2 separate regions of the Homo sapiens genome follow, and region 1 is linked to region 2. A link is an interaction called in ENCODE POLR2A ChIA-PET data of the cell type or tissue named here. Cell type or tissue: HepG2. All regions are shown on one strand.

Evidence for each region. Peaks named below come from ENCODE experiments on the same cell type or tissue, not always from the same donor. Only the 100,000 strongest peaks of a DNase experiment are listed, where the experiment ranks them.
Region 1: POLR2A ChIA-PET joins it to region 2 with 5 read pairs; 5 of 35 experiments call an interaction of 5 or more read pairs at or near these places.

The regions. Positions count from the first base shown.
Region 1 is chr15:58,623,671-58,628,670 of GRCh38, forward strand. It overlaps ADAM10 (ADAM metallopeptidase domain 10), which reads right to left. Exons shown (of 16, transcript NM_001110.4): 10 at 4,030-4,213. Among named protein-coding and RNA genes, the nearest start is that of ADAM10, 120 kb to the right of the region's middle. In HepG2, no CTCF peak of the experiment used is centred here; a DNase peak (open chromatin) is centred at 2,831.
Region 2 is chr15:58,568,564-58,573,563 of GRCh38, forward strand. LIPC (lipase C, hepatic type) reads left to right here. Exons shown (of 9, transcript NM_000236.3): 9 at 153-1,281. The coding sequence ends at 264. Among named protein-coding and RNA genes, the nearest start is that of LIPC-AS1, 72 kb to the left of the region's middle. In HepG2, no CTCF peak of the experiment used is centred here; a DNase peak (open chromatin) is centred at 4,868.

The sequences.
Region 1 (5,000 bases), 55 kb after region 2:
GATGAAGCTAGAAGCCATCATACCCAGAAAACTAACACAGGAACAGAAAACCAAACACCACATGTTCTCACTCATAAGTGGGAGTTGAACAATGAGAGCACATGCACACAGGGAGGGGAACAACACACACCAGGGCCAGTCCAGGGGTAGAAGGTGAGGGGAGGGAGCGCATTAGGACAAACAGCTAATGCATGTGGGGCTTAAAACCTAGATGATGGGTTGATAGGTGCAGTAAACCACCATGGCACACGTACACCTATGTAATGAACCTACACATTCTGCACTTGTATCCCGGAACTTAAAGTGAAATTTAAAAAAAAAAAAAAAGGGGGGGCCAGGCGAGGTGGCTCACGCCTGTAAATGCCAGCACTTTGGGAGGCCGAGGCAGGTGGATAACAAGGTCAAGAGATTGAGACCATCCTGGCCAACATGGTAAAACCCCGTCTCTCCTAAAAATACAAAAAAACCAGCTAGGCGTGGTGGCGCACTCCTGCAGCCCCAGCTACTTGGGAGGCTGAGGCATGAGAATCGCTTGAACCTGGGAGGGAGAGGTTGCAGTGAGCCGAGATCGTGCCACTGCACTCCAGCCTGGTGACAGAGCGAGACTCTGTCTCAAAAAAAAAGCAAAAACAAAAACAAAAAAAACTAGAAACATGCATCTGCACATATATACTAGGTGAATAATGATTTTTACAAGTCTAGTAATAATTTTATAATTCACATGACACGTAATTTATAAGAAAACAAATAACGAAGTCAGAAAATGTTACATACATTATTTACTACATATTAATTTTTATTTCATATAAAATTAGTACTTCAAGTTAGTTATTTGCTAACAGTTTAAACAACAATGAGGTACTGTTTGTTTGTTTGTCTGAGACAGAGTCTCGCTCTGTTGCCCAGGTTAAAGTGCAGTGGCACGATCTTGGCTCACTGCAACCTCCAACTCCTGGGTTCAAGCAATTTCTTGTGCCTCAGCCTCCCAAGTAGCTGGGACTACAGGCGCACGCCACCATGCCTCACTGATTTTTTAATTTTTTGTAGAGACAGGGTTTCGCTACATTGGCCAGGCTGGTTTCGAACTCCTGGCCTCAAGCAATCTCCCTGTCTTGGCCTCCCAAAGTGCTGCGATTACAGGCATGAGCCACTCTGTCTGGCCTAAAAATACTGTTTAAATGCAAAAATTATAATAGGTACACATTTTGTTATAATTTAAGAAAAAATTTTCTTTCCTGTTAATACCTACAAAGCAATATGTACATTTTTAAAAGTCAACTTATTTCAGAAGGTTTACTGTGAAAACCCAGTTTACAAATGAAGAATCTTAATGTACCTGTACATTAAGAAGCATTAGAAAAACAACCACTGACAATAACAATAACAAAAATGATAACATCAGTTTTTGAAGATTGAAGATGTAATTTCAATCTGCCCTTTTAAAAGAAAAAGATAATGCCAATCAATACAATAAAAAACTGATTAACTGGACCTCATCAAAATGTGAAACTTTTGCTCCACGAAAGAACTGTGAAAAGGGCGAAAAGACAAGCTACAGACTGGGAGAAAATATTTGCAAACCAGTATCTAGGACTAGTATCTAGACTATATAAAGAATTCTCAATACTCCAAAGAAAAGAAAAAAGTCCCACTAATGATCACTAAAATGACCAAAAAACATGGACAGACATTTCATCAAAGATGATTTATAAATGGCCAATAAGTACATGAAAAGATGTTCAGCATCATTAGCCACCAGAGAAATGCAAATTAAAACCATGAGATATCACAGCACGCCCATCAGAACAGCTAAAATAAAAAACTGTGAAAACTCCAAATGGTTGTGAACATGCAGAGAAACTGGATCATTTGTGCAGTGCTGGTGAGAACATAAAATAGTATGGCCACCCTGGAAAAGAGTTTGGCAGTTTTGTACAAAGCAAAACAAGCAATTGCTATATGGTCCATCAATTCGATTTGGGAGCATTTATCTCAAAGTAAAAACTTATATGTTTATACAAAAAACCTGTACATGAATGTTTACAGCTGCTTTATTCATAATAGCCAAACACTGGAAACAGCCCAGATGTCTTTCAAATGGATGGTTAAACAAATTGCAGTACATACATACCATGGAATACTACTCAGAAATAAAAAAGAACGAACTATTGATAAAGGCAATAATTTAGATGAATCCCCAGGGAATTATGTTGAGTGAGAAAAGGCAATTCCAAAAGGTTGTATGCTGTCTGATTTTATTTATATAACTTTTTTAGAAGTGACAAAATTTTACATATGGAGAACAGGGTAGCAGGGGGGAGGAAGGGACAACAGAAGGGAGGTAAGCATGGTTATAAAACAATGAGGGATCCTTGTAATGACAGAACTGTTCTGATTCTTGATTGTGATGGTGGATACATAAATCTACGCATGTAATAAAATTGTATAGAGCTAAATACATACAAAGAGAAATGAGAACAAAAAAAAAAACTAGGGAAATTGGAATAGTATCTATGGATTTTCTCAATATCAACATCCTGGTCATGATATTGTACTACAGTCTTGCAAGGCATTACCATCGGAGGGAACTGAGTGAAGGGTACAGGGAATCTATTACTTCTTATGAACTGTATGTGAATCTATTAATTATCTCAATAAAATTTCAATTAAAAACAAAATCCCATGCTTATCTGGAAATCTTCCTGAATTCTTTCTCCTTTGCTGTCACATGTTTAACCCCTCTTTCAGTGCTCTTAATGTACAAAGATGAATAGGCCTCAGTGTTTCCCCTAAAGAAACCTATGGTCTTGTGAAATAGGACAAGGACACACACACACAAAAAAACCCTAATACAAAGTAAATATTTAGAGTATGTTCAATGCCGCAAGAAAGACATAACAGATGACTGGAAGAACAAAATCTGGTCTATACATACAATGGAGTATTATTCAGCCGTGAAAAGGAATGGAACTCTGATACATGCTACAACACAGATAAACCTTGAAAATATTATGCTAAGTGAAATAAGCCAGGCACGAAAGAACAAATATTGTATGTCCCCACTTACATGAGATACCCAGAATAGGCCAATTCATAAAGACAGAAAGTGGATTAGAGGTTACCAGGGGCTGAGGGGAAGACAGAGCATTACTGCTTAATGGTTATAGAATTTCCATTGGGATGATGAAAAAGTTTGCAAATGAAGAGTGAATGTAATTGATTACATTCACATTCAACATTGTACCTATAATTAATGTCACAGAACTGTACATTTAAAATCAGTTTAAAATGGCACACTTTATGCTATATATATTTTACTAAAATAAGAAATAATTTCATAGTAACTTTATTCACATTAGCCCAAATCCAAGGTATTCATGATAGGAGAGTAGATGTACAAACTAGGACATATTCATACAACGTAATAGTACTCAGCAATAAAAAGGAGTATAATACTAAAGATGAATCTCAAAGCTGTATACTGAGTTAAACAGCCTTCCACAGAAGGGTATAAACTGTATACTTTCACTTATATGAAGACAAAGCCAATGTAGAGTGAAATAAATCAGATAGTGGTTGCCTCTGAGGGTGTGTTGGGACAGAGCCTGATTGGGAAGGGTGATAAAAGAAAGTTCCGGGGTGACAGAAATGTCCTGTATCTTGATAGGTAGTTTACAAAGGTAAATGCATCTGTCAAAACTCATCAAATGATGCACTTAAAATTTGTGCATTTCACTTATGCAGAAAACAGAAAAAGAACTATAAACAATATTGAACTCTAGTTAATGATTTGCAGACTAAAATGTTTAGGTGTGAAGTATACTGATGGCTGCAACTTACTTTAAATTGCAATAAAACATGAATTGAGAGATGGCAAGATTAAGAAATAACGAGATAAAGGGAATACAGCAAAGTGTTAGCAATAGTAAAATGCAGGTGGTGGGTATGTCAGTAATCACTATAGAATTCTTTCAAGTTGTCTGAATGTTTGAAAATGTTCATAACAAAACGTTAGGAAAATATACATACCAACAAAACAGTTGTTTCTCTTCTTCTCAAGAACTTGGCTTATATTTCTAATACTACAGAGTGAGAATTTATTGTTGTTAAGTTTGTCCCCAGATGTTGCTCTTGCATACATGATGTAATTGCCATTTTCTTTTTGACCCAAATTCTTAGATTCTCCTGGTGTGCACTCTGTTCCAGAATCATGCTGTCAAAAAGAATATAAAGTTACATAAACAGGAAGTAAAATAAGGTTTTCAGGTCAACTGATTAAACGTAATGTTCTCATCAGGAAAACAATGGAAGCTTGTGGACTCTCCTTTAAAAAGGATCTTACAATTGTTTTACACCTTGAGTAGGAAAAGAATTTGCTCTTTTAGGGGTCACTGTCTTAGAAAAGGAGGAAAATCAGTGGAGGTCTAGCCATAACAATTTATAGCTTTGTAAGCAGGGACTAGAATTGAGGACAGACTGTCATAAAAGTCTATTAAAAATAAGCTCACATACTTTTAAAACTAGTAACAGTAAAATAAACTACTTTAAAACTACTAAATAGTCTCTAACACATATGTTAAATTACATGTTATGAATAGTTCAGAGAAGACAGAGGTGGGGAAAGACAAAAGAATCAAGAGACTGACATGGGGCTAAATACACACAGAACAGGAATCTAAGACAGCTAACTTAATAGCCAATATATAGGAAAGGTAAGTAAAAATGCTGACTAGGAACAGAAACACAATGATATATTTTTAAATGAAAAATGGTAAAAGCCTAGAGATAAAACCAAAATACTGCTTTGCCAAATAAACAGAGTTCTGTGTACACGTAACATATAAATGCACATAAGTGGTGTTCGGTTTTGATAAATTTTATTGAAGAGTCAGATACATACAGCATAGCTCCCTGAATTTTCTCAAAGTAATGCTTATGAGACCAAGCAACAGAACACTACTACCAGATCCCAGCAGCCCCTACCATCCTGGGGATATGCA
Region 2 (5,000 bases):
AGTTACAAAAATATTTGCGAACATAAGAATCTAACTTAAAAAAAGACATCACATGCCTTACACAAATTGAGTGAAATTTGATAAAGAATGAAACACTTCAATAAGCTCCACCTAAAACTTAATGCTGTGTTTGCTTCCTGTTTTCTATTCAGAATGACATTTTGTTCAGAAAACACAGATGACCTACTACTTCGCCCAACCCAGGAAAAAATCTTCGTGAAATGTGAAATAAAGTCTAAAACATCAAAGCGAAAGATCAGATGAGATTTAATGAAGACCCAGTGTAAAGAATAAATGAATCTTACTCCTTATCTGGAATGGCTGCCTTATTTAGAAGCCAAAATTACATAAAGAATCTCACACAAAGCTTAAATAAAGTTTAGATTTAAGGGGGGTATGTTTCACTCTCATAAACTGAGCTTTTAAAAACGATATGATATAACTATTTTCCAGTATCAGTACAACCAAAAATGTCCCAATTTTATCTCTGGTTAAATGTTAATATATGCAAATAAGTACAAATGCAAGAGCCATTTTAGATCTGTTGTTCTAATTTACAATGTCTTTTATAATTAAGTTTCCCACATGTCCTTGCTAGTTTATTATGACCCATTTTTGAACCATGCTAGAAAGATACTTTTTTATTAGGTAACTAGTGCTTCAATAAAGCAAGATTCTAATTAATCACCACTAGTTGTGTATACCAAATACACATCCTTTAAGACAATACAGTTCTTAAAAGAAGAAAAATTATAATTATTCTAATATTTATACAAATCATATAACGATTTCACAGAACCAAACACTTACAAGTAGAATTCTACTAAAACTACTTGTGATAACAGTGAAAGCTAGACATGTGGTCATTTTAATAATGGAATTACAAATTAAATAAACATAATTATTATATCTTACTAATGCTTGCAACAAAAGCTAATTTTAAAAACTTGGAATGTCTCAAAGCATTTGCTATGGACTGAATGTTTGAGTCACCCCAAAATTCATATGCTGAAATCTAATCCCCAATGTGATGGTGTTTGGAGGTGGGGCCTTTGGGAGGTGATCAGGTCATGAGGGTGGAGCCCTCATAAGTGGGATTAGTGCCCTTATAGGGGATAAAGGATCAGAACTCTCTGCCATGTGCGGATATGAGAAGGCAACTATATGCAAACCAGGAAGTTGACCCTCACCTGGAAGTAGACTACCAGATCTGCTGGCACCTTTATCTTGGACTTCTCAGCTTCCAGAACTGTGAGAAATAAATGTTTCTTGTTTAAGCCATCCAGACTATGGTAATTTGCTATAGAAGCCTGAACTAACTGAGAGAGTTAGATGTCAAATTTCAAACTGTCCAATAAGTGAAATAATAATGTTTTGACCAGCAAATTCCATCACAAAGCACATGGTGACAATGGACGCTAAATATGGTAATCAGTTAGATATGTGTTTTACATAATTCAGAGAGGAGGAACATGTTATGCACATTAAACAAGCTAACCTAACTTGCACTTAGGCTCAGCTATATACAGACCATAATTCATATTCTCTTCACCAAAGCGGGGTAAACTGGGGCTCATGAAAACAAAAATCCTGGAAAGATGTCTGCCTCTGACTAATCAATTTAAAATTATCTTGCATGATTCACTTTTATTTCCCTTTGAAAGACCTAGAAATCTAAAACTTATGGGGTGGTGGGATAGGAAGAACAGCTGGTCAATGTTTCCAAATGAAGCATTCTGTCCTGAATGCTAATCTTACCTGCAAAAGTATTTGACCCTACTTTTAGGGAATGTGTGTGAGTGTGTGTCTAAAATTGATAGATAATAAAATGAACATTTCCCATTATGTCTAGAATACTAAGGTTTACAATAAAATGTTTGCATTGGATTGCCAGGTTTTATCATTAACGATCCAGAAGGAATTTAGAATATCACTTTTGAAAAACAACAGGGAAACACTCTTTGCTGTATATGCAACAGAGTCCATGCATATGTATTCCAGGAGACATGTATGTGAGCCTTGAAATCATCGCAGCCAGAAACAGCCCAAATGTCTGCCAGTACGATGCAGAAATGAACTGGGTTATAGTCTTGCTAATGGACTGTCGTACAACCGTAAGAAAGATAAGCCAAAGCTACACACACAAAAGAACAGAGCTGGGGCCAGCGTGAGGCAGCGAGGCATCTAGGGAGCAACATTTAAGGAAGCACTCATGCATTTTTCGTTTGCACAAAGACACAAAAAAAGGTATAGTATGATACAAACAATGGATAAACACCTGTAATCCCAGCACTTTGGGAGGCTGAGGCAGGCTGATCAATTGAGGTCAGGAGTTCGAGACCAGCCTGGCCAACATGGTGAAACCCGGTCTCTACTAAAAATACAAAAATTAGCTGGGCATGGTGGCGCATGCCTGTAATCCCAGCTACTTGGGAGGCTGAGGCACAAGAATCCCTTGAACCCGGGAGGCAGAGGTTGCAGTGATCTGAGATCGCGACACTGCACTCCAGCCTGGGCAATAGGGTGAGACTCCGTCTCAAAAAAAAAAAAAAAAAAACCAAAAGGAAACAAAACAATAAAATCATTATCACAAAAGGAAACAAAACAATAAAATCATTATCACAAAAGTGAGGCTGTGATAATCCCAGGAAAGAGGAAGGGCACCCTGGAGTTCCAGGTGCCAGCAATAGTCTACTTCTTACTCCAGGTGGTGGGTACACACACGTTCACTGATTTAACCGTTCTATATACATCTACATTTCACGCACTTTTTAGTATGAATGTCACCTTTCACAATGTGAAAATTAAAAAGGGAAAATAAAGGGCAGAGTTAAACAAACATGTTTCTACTATAGTGTGATATGTTTCAAAAGTAATATAGTTTCACAAGCAATATAATTAGAAATTATTTCATCTTTAGTAAGAAAACTTGAAGTGCCACAATACATGGTAACATTTTGGGCAGAGAATTCAACAAGCATCCAACGTGACAAGTGGTTAACTGGAACATTTGAAACTCCTCTTGGCATGTCCAAATCTGGTTGCCAATTCTGTTGTCGGTGGATTATTTTCACTTGGAGGGATGTGTTCATCGACATCACATTTTCTTAAGTATATTCGAGTAGGGAAGTCAAATTGGGAAACTGAATAATGCAGTCACATCTGTTCGTTGCACATGCAAAATGCTGGCTCGTGAACTGATTATACACACCTCTCTCCAAAGAATCTGCATTTATGAGCCCACTCAGGAAAGATAACACTAGCATCTTGCCTTTTAGGCAAAAGCTTATTTGTGCTTCTCTTGTAAGAGAGCACTGGGAAAGAAATGGAATGTCGATTACACTGCAGCTGGGCTCTTTGAGGTGAGTAAGTCAGAGAGAGAAGGAAACAAGCACTCCATTCAACATTAAAATGAACGCACTCTGCTGCATCGCAAAGCTCCCTGTCCTCAATGTTCACCTTGAGTCATGTCGGCCGCAAATACTGCAAAAGCTTGGATTGCAATACACGTCTGTGGGGCAGCAAGGCAAGGGGTAAAGCTGCCCAGTGCTGTGCTTGCCCTCCCACAGAGGCTGGACCAAAGTAAAGTCAGAGGGATGGGAAATAGACAAGCAAGATGAAGACTAAAGAAAGTCAGTCCCAAAAGGGACCATTTACATGGTCCCATAATACATACTTCTATTTGAATCCCAATGATCCGTACATGATTAATGGCTCCCGACACATCTCATTCCTTCCCTTCTCTTATCCCTTCCTCCTTTTCTTTTCTCCCCTGGAATTGCTCTGCCTAACTTAGTCCTATTTATCTACCCAGGCCCAGTTATTTTCACCAGTTGCCTCCTAGCCTGGCCAGGCCACAGAGATCTTTCTCTCTTCTGAGCGCCTGGCAATCACATAAGTGACGCTCTCCGCCATCCACTTGGCCTTTAGTTATTTGTGCCCCGCTGATTCCCCTCCAACCTCCCAGCCTCCCTGCTGCTCCCTGCCCTCCATTCAACCATTCCAGGGGAGCCCAGACCTCCTTCCCTACTCGCACGTTTCTCTCTTTATAGGCAATCTCACCCACTCCTATGGCTTTATTTATGATCAACCACATAGGCCAACCATTCTCAGTGTAGAGCTCCAGCCTGGGCCTTCTCTCCAGACCCGTATTCCCATATATTATGCAATTGTCCATTCCACAGTTCCCGCTGTGTCATCTCTCCCTGCATCCAAAAATGAATGCATGATGTTTCTTGCCCCTGGAACCTGCTCATCCCCATTCTCTCTGTTGTTTATCTCCTTGAAGGTCATTACCACCCACCCAGTTGCTGGTGGTGGACTCTGGGGAGTCATCCATTATGTGTCCTCCCCTTTGGCCCCTCACAATCCAATGATCACCATATTCCATGAATTCTACTCTTATTTCTTAAGCGTGTCTATGTCTCCCCACCTCTACTGCCATCAACCCAGCCCAAGCCGAACTATCGCTTACCCAGACATTTGCAACAACTTTCCAACTCATCCCTCAGACACCCTCCTCCCTCTCAATCCCTTCCCCTCACAGCGACCAGAGTGATCTTAAAAAAAAAAAAAAAAAAAAAAGGTTATATCATTTTCCTGCATAAAGCCCTCCCAATGACCTCCCACGTTTTTTGGAAAAAGTCCAAAATAATTACCCTGGCCTTCAAGGCTCCCAGTCAAGCCCCTACTTTTCTCCCCAGTCTTGCCTCCCATTACTCTCTGTCTGTCACTCACTAGGCCATTGTCCAGCTCCACCCACGGAGTGTCCGCCCAGCCTGCATTTTATTTTTAATTTTTATTTATTTATATATTTATTGGAGACAAAGTCTCACTCTGTCACCCAGGCTGGAATGCAGTGGTGCAATCACAGTCATTGCAGCCTTGACCTCCTGGGGCTCAAACAATTCTCCCAGCTCATCCTTCCGAGTACCTGGGACTACAAGTGCACACTGCCACATCCATCTAATTCCTAAATGTTTTGTAGAGACAGGGGTCTC